Regions from separate parts of the Homo sapiens genome. Here region 2 is linked to region 1. A link is a contact called in ENCODE Hi-C or POLR2A ChIA-PET data. All regions are on one chromosome and are shown on one strand. Each heading gives the region's core, a stretch centred on a gene start or an enhancer-like site at or near the end of the contact. The rest is flanking DNA. Distances are from core to core; before and after follow the strand shown. Region 1 overlaps AK5 (adenylate kinase 5). Region 2 holds the start of NEXN (nexilin F-actin binding protein).

Region 1 (6,062 bases), core at 2,585-5,084:
TCAGTAATACCAGAAACTGCAGAAACTTCTCACTCTTCTTGCCTCAATTCATAGGGCTTCTCCTGACAGCATGGTGACCAGAACAATGTGGACCATTGCATTTCAGGACCTAATGGAAACGGTCAAACTATTTACAAAGTTGAGACACTGCAGCAGCAGAATTGCTGAGGAAAAAAGCTTATTATCTCCTCTACAAAAGCAGAGTTGCCAAGGAACTTGATTGTCTGTCTGCAAAACTCATGTTTAATGAGTCACTGGGCTCTCTTTTTATTTTTTTAATCAGTTAAGAGTAGCAAATAACGCAGGGACAGAAATAATCTGTTACCAGGCCCTCTTCATCTATGGCCTGGGGTGTTTCTGGGCTAATTATGCCATGAACAAAATGTATATAAAAATGGAAAAAAACCAAAATGTACGGAAATATATCATAATGTTCATTGGTGATTATCTTTGGGTGGAATAATTCTCAATAATTTTAATGTTTACCTTTATAGTCTTAAATTTTCTAGTTTGTTTCTTTTTTAAACAATGTGTAGTTGTTACTTATACTTAGGAAAAAAAGAGGCTTTAAATATCATTTGATACAATTCTGCCTATGCCACTTGAGATAGCTATTTCTGTGGTTTCTCTCAGCTCACAACGAGCCCTTCTCTCTGGGTATTCCTTGTCCTCCATCTGCTTCACAGGGAAGAGTCCCAGGTAACCATGTTTATATCAGTCAGGTCCTAATTCAAATGCTACCTCCTCAGACTTTCCAAACAGCTGCCCACAGTGCTCACTCCCAACAATGCATTCTGTTTTGTTTTATCCACAGAACTTGTTAGTGGTTGCTTTATTTTCTTGTATACGGTTTTGCTCTTTTTTTTTGAGACCGAGTCTCGTTTTGTCATCCAGGCCAGAGTGCAGTGGTGTGATCTTGGCTTACCGCAACCTCCGCCTCCCAGGTTCAAGTAATTCTCGTGCCTCAGCCTCCTCAGTAGCTGGGATTACATATGCGCACCACCACGTCTAGCGAATTTTTATATTTTTAGTAGAGACATTTGCCATGTTGGCCAGGCTGGTCTCGAACTGCCGACCTTGTGATCTGCCTGCTTTGGCCTCCCAAAGGGCTGGGATTACAGGTGTGAGCCACCGTGCCTGGCCTGTTTTTCTCTTTTCAGTGAGGGGCTTTGTCACGTTGACTGCTGTGTCCCCAGCACCAAGTGTCGTGTCCCACACATACCATATGCACTCAATAAAGTACAGAAAAAAATAAAAAAGCCCCCTGTGACCCCAGCTGCCTGTCCACAGCTAAGAGAGCCAAGGAGACCCTGAGCAAAGCAAGGCCAACCACATCATTTCTCTCAGGAATCTGGAGCTGGGAATCAGAGTGCCGTGGTAATGTGCAAATGCGAAAGCTGTCAGGTGGGCATATTCTGGCTTATAAGCCAGAGAAAGAAAAAAAACCCAGCTTAGAGAGAAGGAAACGGTGTTTGTGAAGCAGTAGGGAGCACTGTGAGCCTTTTAGGCCTGATCCCACACGCCTTCTAGGGCCTGCTGTGCCTCAGCCTTGAGTCTTCTAACCTTATAATGAAGTTCTGTGTTTCAGGTTAGGCCAGCGGGAGTTGGCACCTGCTACCTACAACCACAGAGTCTGGCTCAGTATTACCTACAATCACAATCATGTTTTTAAAATTCACAGCAAAAAGATGTGGTGAAAACGCCCCACAATGTTTGCCTCTGAGTGGTGGGACTACCTAGTTTTCTACATTTTCTTTGTTTCTTTTTTCTTTTTTTGGAAACAGGATCTCGCCAGTTGAGTGCAGTGGCACTATCTTGGTTCACTGCAGCCTCAACCTCCTGGGCTCAAATAATCCTCCCACCTTAGTCCCCTGAGTGGCTGTGACCACAGATGTGTTCCACCACGCCTGGCTAACTTTTGTATTTTTTGTAGAGATGGGTTTTGCCATGTTGCCCAAGATAGTCAAGAACTCCTAGGCTCCTGGCTGGGCGTGGTAGCTCACGCCTGTAATCCCAGCACCTTGGGAGGCCAAGGCAGGCAGATCACAAGGTCAGGAGTTCGAGACCAGCCTGGCCAACATAAGAGAAACCCCATCTCTAATAAAAATACAAAACATTAGCTGGGTGTGGTGGTGGGTGCCTGTAATCCCAGCTACTCATGAGGCTGAGGCAGAAGAATGGCTTGAACCCAGGAGGTGGAGGTTGCAGTGAGCCAAGATTGCGCCATTGCATTCCAGCCTGGGTGACAGAGCGAGACTCCATCTCTAAAAAAAAAAGAAACAAACAAAAAAAAACTCCTAAGCTCCAGTGACCCACACTCTCCTTGGCTTCCCAAACTGCTGTGATTATAGACATGTGCCACCACACCTGACCAGTTTTCTATATTTTATAAAGCAAGTATGTGTTACTTTTATAATAATAGACTTGGTCAATTCTAGTAGATCGTGTTCTATCCACTTTAGGAAGAAGAACTGAGAGGTGAAGCAGTAAAATGACTCACCGAAGTTGATGAAAGTGTGCCTGGGGCTTTCTGATGCACAGGCCCATATTCCCCCCGCCATCCCCCAGGGAGTCTTTGGCTGGTAACTGTGCTTTTCATCCCCAAATGCTACATTTCAGTTACTTATGGCCATAATAAATTATCTCACTAAGGTGAAAGAAAACTTCTTCTTGTAGGCTAATTCTAGTCAGTTGGGGGTGATGGTCCATACGGCTGTGTTGAGCAAGTTTCTGAGACAGCATTCAGACTTGGTAGGAAGTGCCATGACTGGCGAACGCTGCCTGGCCCAAGTGTAGTGAGGTGGGGAATGAAATGGAGGAAAGTTCTGTTCTAATTCTTTCTCAGATGCAGGGCAAACCTCTGCTTTATGAGAGGGAGAAAAACAGGCAGAAAGGGATACACCTGTATCACATGTACTTCCATCTCTGGTGTGCACGTTACAAGAAGTTCTAACTTTATTGTACAAGGATGGCATTATGATGACATAAAGAATAAGGGAGTGGCTGTATAAATTCTGCTTTGCTTTAAAAATTATCTTTGTTTGAAATTTTGCTGCACTTTCCTTAGCTAGCTGGTGGCCAAAGGGCTGACTTGTCATGGAGTGGGGGATGGAGGGTGTCAGATGATGGGTTCAATGTCAGCATTGCTGGGTAGAGGCCTGAGGGCGGTGCTTGTGGCCTATTTGTGGGCTGCATGGGTTGGCCCCCCCTGTGGCTTTAATTCCTAAATAAATCTCACAGAACTGCTGATTCATCTCACTTGCTTTCTTGAAGTGCATTCACCAGCCCCACCTAGTTTTAAGAAAGCTCCTTAAGTGACCCAGAGGTCCTCTTGGGTGAGCAGCCCTGTCTTGGGTCCAGTAAAACAACAGGGAGGAGGGGCAAACAATCCAAACAGCATCACAGGAGCAGGCCACAAGCTGTTACTTAGGAACCAAGGGAGATTAAGCTGATGCAGGAGGACTGGGCAAAAACCCAGAGGCCAGACAACAGAGTGGGCCAGTGGCTTTCTCCCTCTCCAGCGGCAAACAATCCTGTCCCCTCCCCTGCTTCTCCTGCAGTCCCCGCTCTTGTCACCCTAGCTACTGGCAAACCCCACGGGTACCTGCAGACAAATCTCAGCTTCCTGGGCCCAGCACACACTGTTTCTATGCTAGGTGTGTAGGGAGGACTGTTCATCTTTGCAGCTGTGTGGGTAGGGGATGGCCCTGGGCAGGGGCAGTGGGATGAAGCAGCCTCCCTGAGACTCTCTGGGAGTCCTGAAGGCTGAAGCTCACGCTGCTCTGCAGTCCGGGCTGGAGAGGTTTTACATATTTGTGCAGTGGATCATAATGTTACCTCACCACGCACCCAGCAGCCAGCATCTCCAAAATGCAGGGGAAGTTGAAGAGATGAGCCAGGGGACTGCAAACCTCTTTTCCACCATTAAATAAAATTTGTAGGAGGCCATTGGTTTGGACTAGGCTCCCGTTCTGGGCCCAACAGGCCGAACCAACGTGGAGTCATCCGTGCTAAATGAAACAAACAACTTGGATGTACACACTGTAACAGATGGCTGAGTTTTGGTAGTTCCAGCAGCTGAGCTTAAGTCAATAGTAGGTAGCCAGCTGATTCACATAAGGCTGTAACTAATTAACCTCAGTTCCTCACTTCTGTTTTCTAAACATAAATATTGCTTGACCATGTGGCTTATTCTTCAAACATTTTTCTGGTCCTGAGGTCTGCCCAATTCTAGAATCATGAATAAAAGCCAATGAAGATCTTTAAATGTGTTGTAATCTGGTCTTTTGGACACCACTAACTTAGAAAGCTCTAAGGAAGATTCCAGAAATCAGATTTGTCTGAGAACTCAACCCTGTACTCACGAGCAGTCATTTGTGAGTTTGTAGAATTCAGGTTGGAATAATACAACAGAGAGCTAAGAGGGATTTTCCAACTCTAAAAGTGGTTAAATCCTGAATTACTTAGGAATTTTCCCACCTTTACAAATCTTAAAAGTGGAAGAAATACCTTTCTTTTTTTTAATTTTTTTTTTTATTTTTTGAGACAGGGACTCTCTGTCACCCAGGCTGGAGTGCAGTGGTGTGATTTCAGCTCACTGCAACCTCTGTCTCCTGGGTTCAAGCAATTCTTCTGCCTTAGCATCCTGAGTAGCTGGGATTACAGGCACGCGCCACCACACCAGGATTTTTTTTTTTTTTAATGTTCCAGGCTGCTCAAAAGGTGGAAATCACTAGACAATCTAATTTTGGAAAGGCCTTTGCAGCCCTGAATTCTTAAGACATTGCTCTTATATAACAAAAACACTTTTGTTTATGTTTTTTTTTTTTGTTGTTGTTGTTGTTTTTTTTTGAGAGACAGTCTTGCTCTGTTGCCCAGGCTGGAGTGCAGTGGTGCGATCATGGCAAACTGCAGCCTTGACCTCCCAGGCTCAAGTGATCCTCCCATTTCAGTCTCCCAAGTAGCTGGGACTGCAGGCATATACCACCAAGTCCAGTTAATTTTTGCATTTTTTGGAGAGACAGGGTCTCGAAATGTTGCCTAGGCTGGTCTTCAAACTCCTGGACTCAAGTAATCCTCCTGTCTTGGCCTCCCAAAGAACTGGGATAACGGGTGTGAGCCATTGCACTTGGCCCTGTTATTAAAGATCGAAGTCTTTATTTTTAAAATGTGGCAGCCAGAGGTTATATAAAGCACAACAAATAAGTCTCAGGTTGCACATCAAGTCCTATTAATTGGCAGTAGCTGCCTGGAGTGCTGTGTTGACAAACATTCTCAGGCCACACCTGCTGACTGAGAAACAGTGCTGGGATCAACTAGCAATGGCCATGGATGTGGAAGTAGGGGATTATGTCTCTCATGCCACATATTTGACACTCAGTTAAATGCAGAGGCATCTTTCAGACTTCTATACCCAGTGTTTCTTAGGATTCTGGAAAGCGGACCATTAACAGAGTTAGAAGATAAGAATTCATTATCAATGGTTTTCCCCCAAGGAATCAGTAATGTAGCTTCCTCAGAGACAAGTTTGTTATTTATTGATGATGTCTCTTATCCTGTGAACAGCAAGAGATCCCACTCTCCCTTCTCCAGTTCGAGTACTCAGGATTTTGTTCCTGGACAAAAGCTCACTCTGTCATCCTTATGGATTTGTTCCTGGATACTGTTCTAGCCTCTCAGTGGTCTCCTAGCCTTACCTTCTTGCATCCATTCCCCATAAGGATGATGGATTGAGCTTTCTAGATTGAAATCCTGATTATTCCTGCCCCTTTGGTAGTTCCCATCACTCAGAGGACAATTATTTGCTCCTACATATGATCCATCTTGATCTAGTCCTTGCTTGCCTCTCCATCTCCATCTCTTAACCCTCTTTTCCTTGGCACTTTATGTCACAGCCTCGTGGAGTTACTTGGTTTTCCTGACCTTCTCCACTTGGGGCTTCTCTGGTGTGGCGTGCACCCCCGCTTCAGAGACTCAGCCGAGTCCTCCTCAGGCCACCTTCCTGGATCCTTTCCTTTCCCCTTACACTGGAGGAAAGGGCCCTTGCCACACATTCTGTGCTT
Region 2 (6,062 bases), core at 2,294-4,793, 350 kb before region 1:
AAGAGAGGACGTAAATCGATATTTTAATGTAAAATGTACCAATTTTTAAGTATGTCTGTGGCTAAAAGTGTCTTTTTTTTTTTTGACACAGAGCCTCACTCTGTTGCTTAGGCTGGAGTGCAGTGGTACAAGCACGGTGCACTGCAGCCTCAGCCTCCTGAGCTCAAGCAATCCTCCTGCCTCGGCCTCCCAGGTAGTTGGGACTACAGGCATGCACCACCACATCTGGCTAATTTTTAAATTTTTTGTAGAGATGGGGGTGGGTCTCACTATGTTGCCAGGCCTGGTCCTGAACTCCTGGGCTCAAGGGATCCTCTCGCCTCAGCCTCCCAAAGTGCTTGGATTACAGGCATGAGCCACCACACCCAGCCCCAAAAGTGTCTTTTTTGTTTTTGATTTTTTTTTTTTTTTTTTTTTTTACTTTTTTTCCACACTTGGTAATCAGGAAGTAAAAGGTGTCTTTTTGACTGTCGACTTTTTGACTGCCATAGCCTTAGTCTAAATGAATAGACAACACTGACAAAATGGAAAGGGTCAAAGGGGAGGCCTATTTTGGCCAGAAAGAGTGAAGGGGAAGAAAAGACAGGGAAGAGGCCCAGGATGGACGGTGAGAAGTGAATTTCACCAACCTTGAAACCTCATATAGGGAGCCCCAATCTGCTTGTCTTCTAATCTAAGAGTAAAAAGGAAGAGATGTCAAGAAGGAAATAAAGGAGGAAGAAAAAGAATCACCTGTTGAGCACTTACTGGATGGCAGACACTGCATGGGATGCTTTCACATGTTGTTTTATTGAGATATGTCAATGCAAAAAGAAAGAGTTCTATGCATGGGAAAAAGACTTAAAGGAAATACATCAAAATCCTAACAGTAAGAGTGTCAGATTACAAGAGCCCCTTTTTCCATTCTCCATAATTTTTAACCATAAATATAACATGGTGTATTAACATTATAATACAAATTAAACTAAAATTTAAGGTGGATTTCTGGGTACAAATCCACCCACCCTGGAGTATAGAAAGTAAACTACTATAAATTAAGCCAAACTATACACTGAATATTTAAATAATAAAGGAAAATGTAGCCATTTCAAATGTATATAATATGTAACTATGCAATTATAAACCCAGAAAGAGAACATGAAAGAAACTACACAGGTGATATGGACCGCAGATTGATTAAATAAGAACAGAAATATGTGAAATTGTTAAGAATGTTATAAATCATTTTCTCTCCAAATTATAAACTACCAAGATGTTCTGTGTGTGTGTGGCCTACATAACTATAAAATAACAGTCCTCTCTTCTATAAAAACGTTTAGACTTTTACCTGTCTGTTACATACTTTTCCACATTCACTGCATTATTTTCTTTCTTTTAGGTGTGCACAACTCTCATATTTAAATAATCCCCCTTTTTTTTGTCTTTTAGGGTATTTCAAAGATAACAGGTATTTTTTTTAATAAATGAAGTATGTCATTATAGGCCGCTCAGATTCTAAGCAATCTGAATCCCCAATTAATGTCTTCCAAATATGCATATTTAGTTTTTATTCTGCTCAAAAATGAAACCCTAACCTAAATACTTCAAGTGAAATTTCAGGGGAAAAAGACTGTTCAAAAACCTAGATAATGCATTCCTTTGTTGATGCTAAATATAGTCATCTCAAGATGACATACATTTTGACAATGATCAGCCTTACATGTCAAATTTTCAAAAATAGCACAAATTCCATTTTAAGGTGAGCAGGAACAATTGCTATTCATTACATTTCAATTGAAAATGGATTTTAAAATATGAATCTTTTATTAAAACTGGATTACATTGTAACTATGATGAGGAAAACTGGATTTAAAATAATTTTGTTGTGGTTTTAGCTTAGAATTCTTTAAGGGAATTGCAGATAAACTACATAATTGCATGCATTTTTCTTTAAATTGTTCCTCAGAAGCATTAGTCAAAATATAAAATATCTGCAAAAATACGGTGTTAATTGTAAGGAAGAAGAAACTTAAACAGCTACATTGGTTAATCAAAGTTTACTTATACAAATTATACCTCCCCCCAAAAAACCTTTCTCTCATTTGATTAATTATGCATTTTTTCTTAACAATACCCCAAACTCAAAAGAATTTGAGACAAAGTTTTCTAACTGCAGCAGTTTAACCTGTAAAGGATAATGTTTAGCGGGGGAAATTATGTGGTCCACTCAATAACGTGTGACTAAGATATAAATAACGTGTGACTAAGATATGAACTTAAGTATAAATACTTAAGTTTATTTAATCACATTACCTAAGACATAGTTATGTTGTGACTCGAAGGCCAATGGGCCGCTGCTACATGAATTCATTAACAAAATTTAACGATGAATGATATTCCCGTTGTTTTGGTCAGGGAACTAATTTCTTTATTATGGCTTCTTTTCTCTACCTGTGTCTTCACCAAGGACATTTTGTTAGGACATATCCTTATGCTATTTTTACCTTGTTATCTCTCTGCCAACTTGGTTCACGTTGTGCTTTAATAACTATAAAATGAGCATCTCTAAGTCACTGCAGTAACCAACTATAACCTCTCAACTTCGTCATTTTCTTTATAAATGCCAATGCTAATGCATTTGTAGAACGTTTCACAATTTACAAACAGCTGGAATGGTTTGGCGTTTTCAAAAGCATATAGGCAAAGGGAGTTCTCAAGAGGTGACTACATTCTTCACTCACTTAAACTACGTAAACTTCGTAAACTTCCAGCCCTAGTTGCTCAACCCCCAGCATCCCACCTCGGGCAGAATCACGAAAAAAAAAAAAAAAAGGGTTGGAGACAGGAGTGGGGGGATATGCGGGGGTGTGGGGGGGGAGTAATAGGCTGTTAAATCATATTTCTCCCCATCTTCCACAGAGACCGATCAGAAAGGATTTCTTAACTGGCACTGCTGGCAGAGACGGAGACCGCGGCTGGGGCAAGTGGTGGGGGACGGCACTGAACTTCCCTAAGGACCCCAAGGGTTCAGCCGAGGGATCGGCACCCACTCCGCTCACAGAGGGCTCCCTCCCTACAGTAGGGAACGCACCCGAAACTCAGCCGACAAGGCGCAGGGGAGCAGGGCAAAGACATTGCAACCAGAAGCCCAAGGCCGGCCGACACTTTCAGACCCTGGGGCAGCCCCTGGTAGGCACCCCGCCGAGCCCGCAGGATGCGGCTCCAAGGCAGGGTTCGCCCGGGCCGGGGCCAGCGCGGACCACAGCTGTATGGCGCCCGGCGCCCTCCGGAGCTGCAGCGGAGCACGGCCAGAAGCCGCAGACCCCGAGCGCCTCTCTGCAGCCGCCGTTCCCGCCCCCGCCCCCACCAGGGGACCCGACACCTCCGTCTCCACTCCCCCCAGCCCACGTTCCCCCAACTCTTCTCACCCTGCAGGAGCCGGTGACCGGCGAAGGTACTTCTTTCCGCGTGGAGGGACTGTGCGCGTCCCGCCTGGCTGTGGGTAGGGGTCTGGGAGCTCTGGCCGCTAACACTTCTGCTCCAGCCGCTGGGAGTCCTCTGGCTGCCGCTGCCGCCGCCGCCGCCGCCGTCTCCAGCAGCAAGTTTCCATAAAAGTCCTGGTGTGCAGCCTGTTCCCGCATTCCAGGCGGGCCCAGCGCCGGCTGCAGCTGTTCCAAAACACAAGGCCAGTTCCCCCAACCCCCCACCTCCGCCGTTATCACCCGGAGTGGGGGTGGAGAGTTGAGGAGAAAAGCAGGGGAGGGGGACCGTGGCTGCCAACTTTCCGCCAGAATTTGTCTGTCTCCCGGCCCTAGGTGCGCGAGCTGACCCCCTAACTTTGGGCCTGCCTCCACCTCCAGCCAGGCCTGGGGAAGGAAGGCTGCCTCCGCCATGGGAAAGGAATGAGGCTGAAATGGGCTTCATTACCGGGCTGAAGCTGGCTCCCCCTACCCGCAACCAGTTTGCTCTGGGGCCCACTTCTCTCAGCTACTCTACCCGTCCTAGTTTCCAGTCAAGAAGCCAAGCCACTACATATCTTCTACTACCCTAAGCATTGACCTTTGGCCAAGTTTTCCTTTATTACAAAGAGCGTGGGGCAGCAATCCGGGAACACTTCATCTGTCTATTGCTCCCCTGTTCTTAGCTCCAGTCTTTAACTCTAAAAGGAGAGTTAAAAAAGAAGAAGAAGAAGAAGAAGAAGAAGAAGAAGAAGAAGAAGAAGAAGAAGAAGAAGAAGAAGAAGAAGAAGAAGAAGAAGAAGAAGAAGAAGAAGAAAGTTGAAGGCAGAGGAGGAGGAGGAGAAGAAAAGAAGGAATATATTTATATAAGTACAAATATCTTTATATTCCACCTTTTTCTTAATTGAAGGCAAACCATATCTGGTCTTTCTAAAGCTTCATAAAGGCATCTTTGACTATTAGACACCCACAGACCTTTTTCAACTTGGACCGCCAGCCTGTCAAACCCATCAGACAATACCATATTAAAACCCGAAATGCACACTCGGAGTATTTTTGGTGGACGAGATCTTTAATTCTTCACTGCACTTGAAAAAAAAATCGAAATGACATCCAGATAAAGAATAAAGGTAACCACTTCCACCTTCAGGCCCTAAGCAGACAGCGGTGCTCAGGTTATATTTCAGGGATGTTGAAAAGGCCTTCTGGGCTGGGCGCGGTGGCTCATGCCTGTGATCCCCGCACTTTGGGAGGCCGAGGCGGGTGGATCACTTGAGGTCAGGAATTCAAGACCAGCCTGACCAACATGGCAAAAGGCCGTCTTTACTAAAAATACAAAAAATTAGCCTAGTGTGGAGGCACACACCTGTAATCTGAGTTACTCAGGAGGCTGAGGCAGGAGAATCACTTGAAGCCAGGAGGCGGAGGTTGCAGTGAGCAGAGATCATCCCACTGCACTCCAGTCTGGGTGACAAAATGAGACTCTGTCTCCAAAAAAAAAAAAAAAGGCCGGGCGCGGTGGCTCCTGCCTGTAATCCCAGCACTTTGGGAGGCCAAGGCGGGTGGATCACCTGAGGTCAGGAGTTTGCGACCAGCCTGGCCAACATGGTGAAACTCTATCTCTACTAAAAATGCAAAAAATTAGCCGGGCGTGGTGACGTGCGCCTGTGATCCCAGCTACCTGGGAGGCTGAGGTTGAAGAACCCACTTCGCTTGAACCCGGGAGGCTGAGGTTGCTGTGAGCTGAGATGGCGCCATTGCACTCCAGCGTGAGCAACAAGAGTGAAACTCCCTCTCTCTCTCTGTTTCTCTCTCTCTCACACCCGTACACACAAAAGGCCTTCTACTCAAATATAACTCTGTTCCCCAGTCCCATCCCCACAGTATTTACTCAGGATGGAAACTTTTCTAAGGAGGGTAAGCCATTCATTCCTCGATTACAGAAAAGTTCAAAATTGGTAATTAAAATTATTTAAATGTACCGAACTACGGATAGTGATAGGTGGTCTTGGTAGTCTTGCTTGTGCCCTTGCTCTCTTTGATGCCATCACCTTGGCCTTCTTCAGTTCATGAAACTTTCTATGGGCAGTCTGGCTGCAGGGCCTTTGTATAAGTTGTTCCCTGCATGAAATCCTTTCTCCCACTTTCCCCTTCACCTAACTTCAACATATCCTCCCGATCTCTTCTTAAATGCTGCTTCCTCGGAGAAGGCTTCCTTGCATCCCACCTTTCTCCCCACCTTGCACCTCACCTTTCATCCCACCTTTCTCTTCCCTATATATATATATTCCTATTTATTTGCTTATTTATTTATTTATTTATTTATTTATTTATTTATTTATTTGGAGATGTAGTCTCGCTCCGTCGCCCAGGCTGGAGTGCAGTGGCACGATCTCAGCTCACTGCAACCTCCGCTTCCCCAGTTCAATCGATTCTCCTGACTCAAAAGTAGCTGGGATTACAGGCGCGTGCCACCACACCTGGCTACTTTTTGTATTTTTAGTGGAGATGGGGTTTCACCATGTTGGCCAGGCTGGTCTTGAACTCCTGCCCTCAAGTGATCCACCCACCTCGGCCTCGCAAAGTGCTGGGATTACAGGTGTGAGCCACTGTGCCCTGCCCCTA

What was found. A loop is a pair of places that touch in the nucleus more often than their neighbours do. ChIA-PET counts read pairs that join two places held with the same protein, here RNA polymerase II (POLR2A).
Region 2: a map with no recorded cell type shows a loop between it and region 1 (2.1-fold over the local background). The contact joins the promoter of NEXN here to the enhancer-like site in region 1. A Hi-C loop is called at or near these places in 1 of 37 single-sample maps with no recorded cell type. POLR2A ChIA-PET finds 5 or more read pairs at or near these places in 1 of 52 experiments (AG04450).

What each region holds. Positions count from the first base shown.
Region 1 is chr1:77,537,128-77,543,189 of GRCh38, reverse strand. All of the region lies in intron 13 of AK5 (adenylate kinase 5), which reads right to left. Among named protein-coding and RNA genes, the nearest start is that of ZZZ3, 140 kb to the left of the region's middle. Within about 2 kb of position 3,834, at least 13 of the 41 ENCODE cell types and tissues checked have a DNase peak (open chromatin) inside an H3K27ac peak, as active enhancers do.
Region 2 is chr1:77,886,105-77,892,166 of GRCh38, reverse strand. It overlaps NEXN (nexilin F-actin binding protein), which reads right to left and starts at 3,543. Exons shown (of 13, transcript NM_144573.4): 1 at 3,408-3,543. NEXN-AS1 (NEXN antisense RNA 1) reads left to right here and starts at 2,628. Exons shown (of 3, transcript NR_103535.1): 1 at 2,628-2,699; 2 at 2,899-4,567. RefSeq lists a silencer at 3,159-3,298 and an enhancer at 3,539-3,598.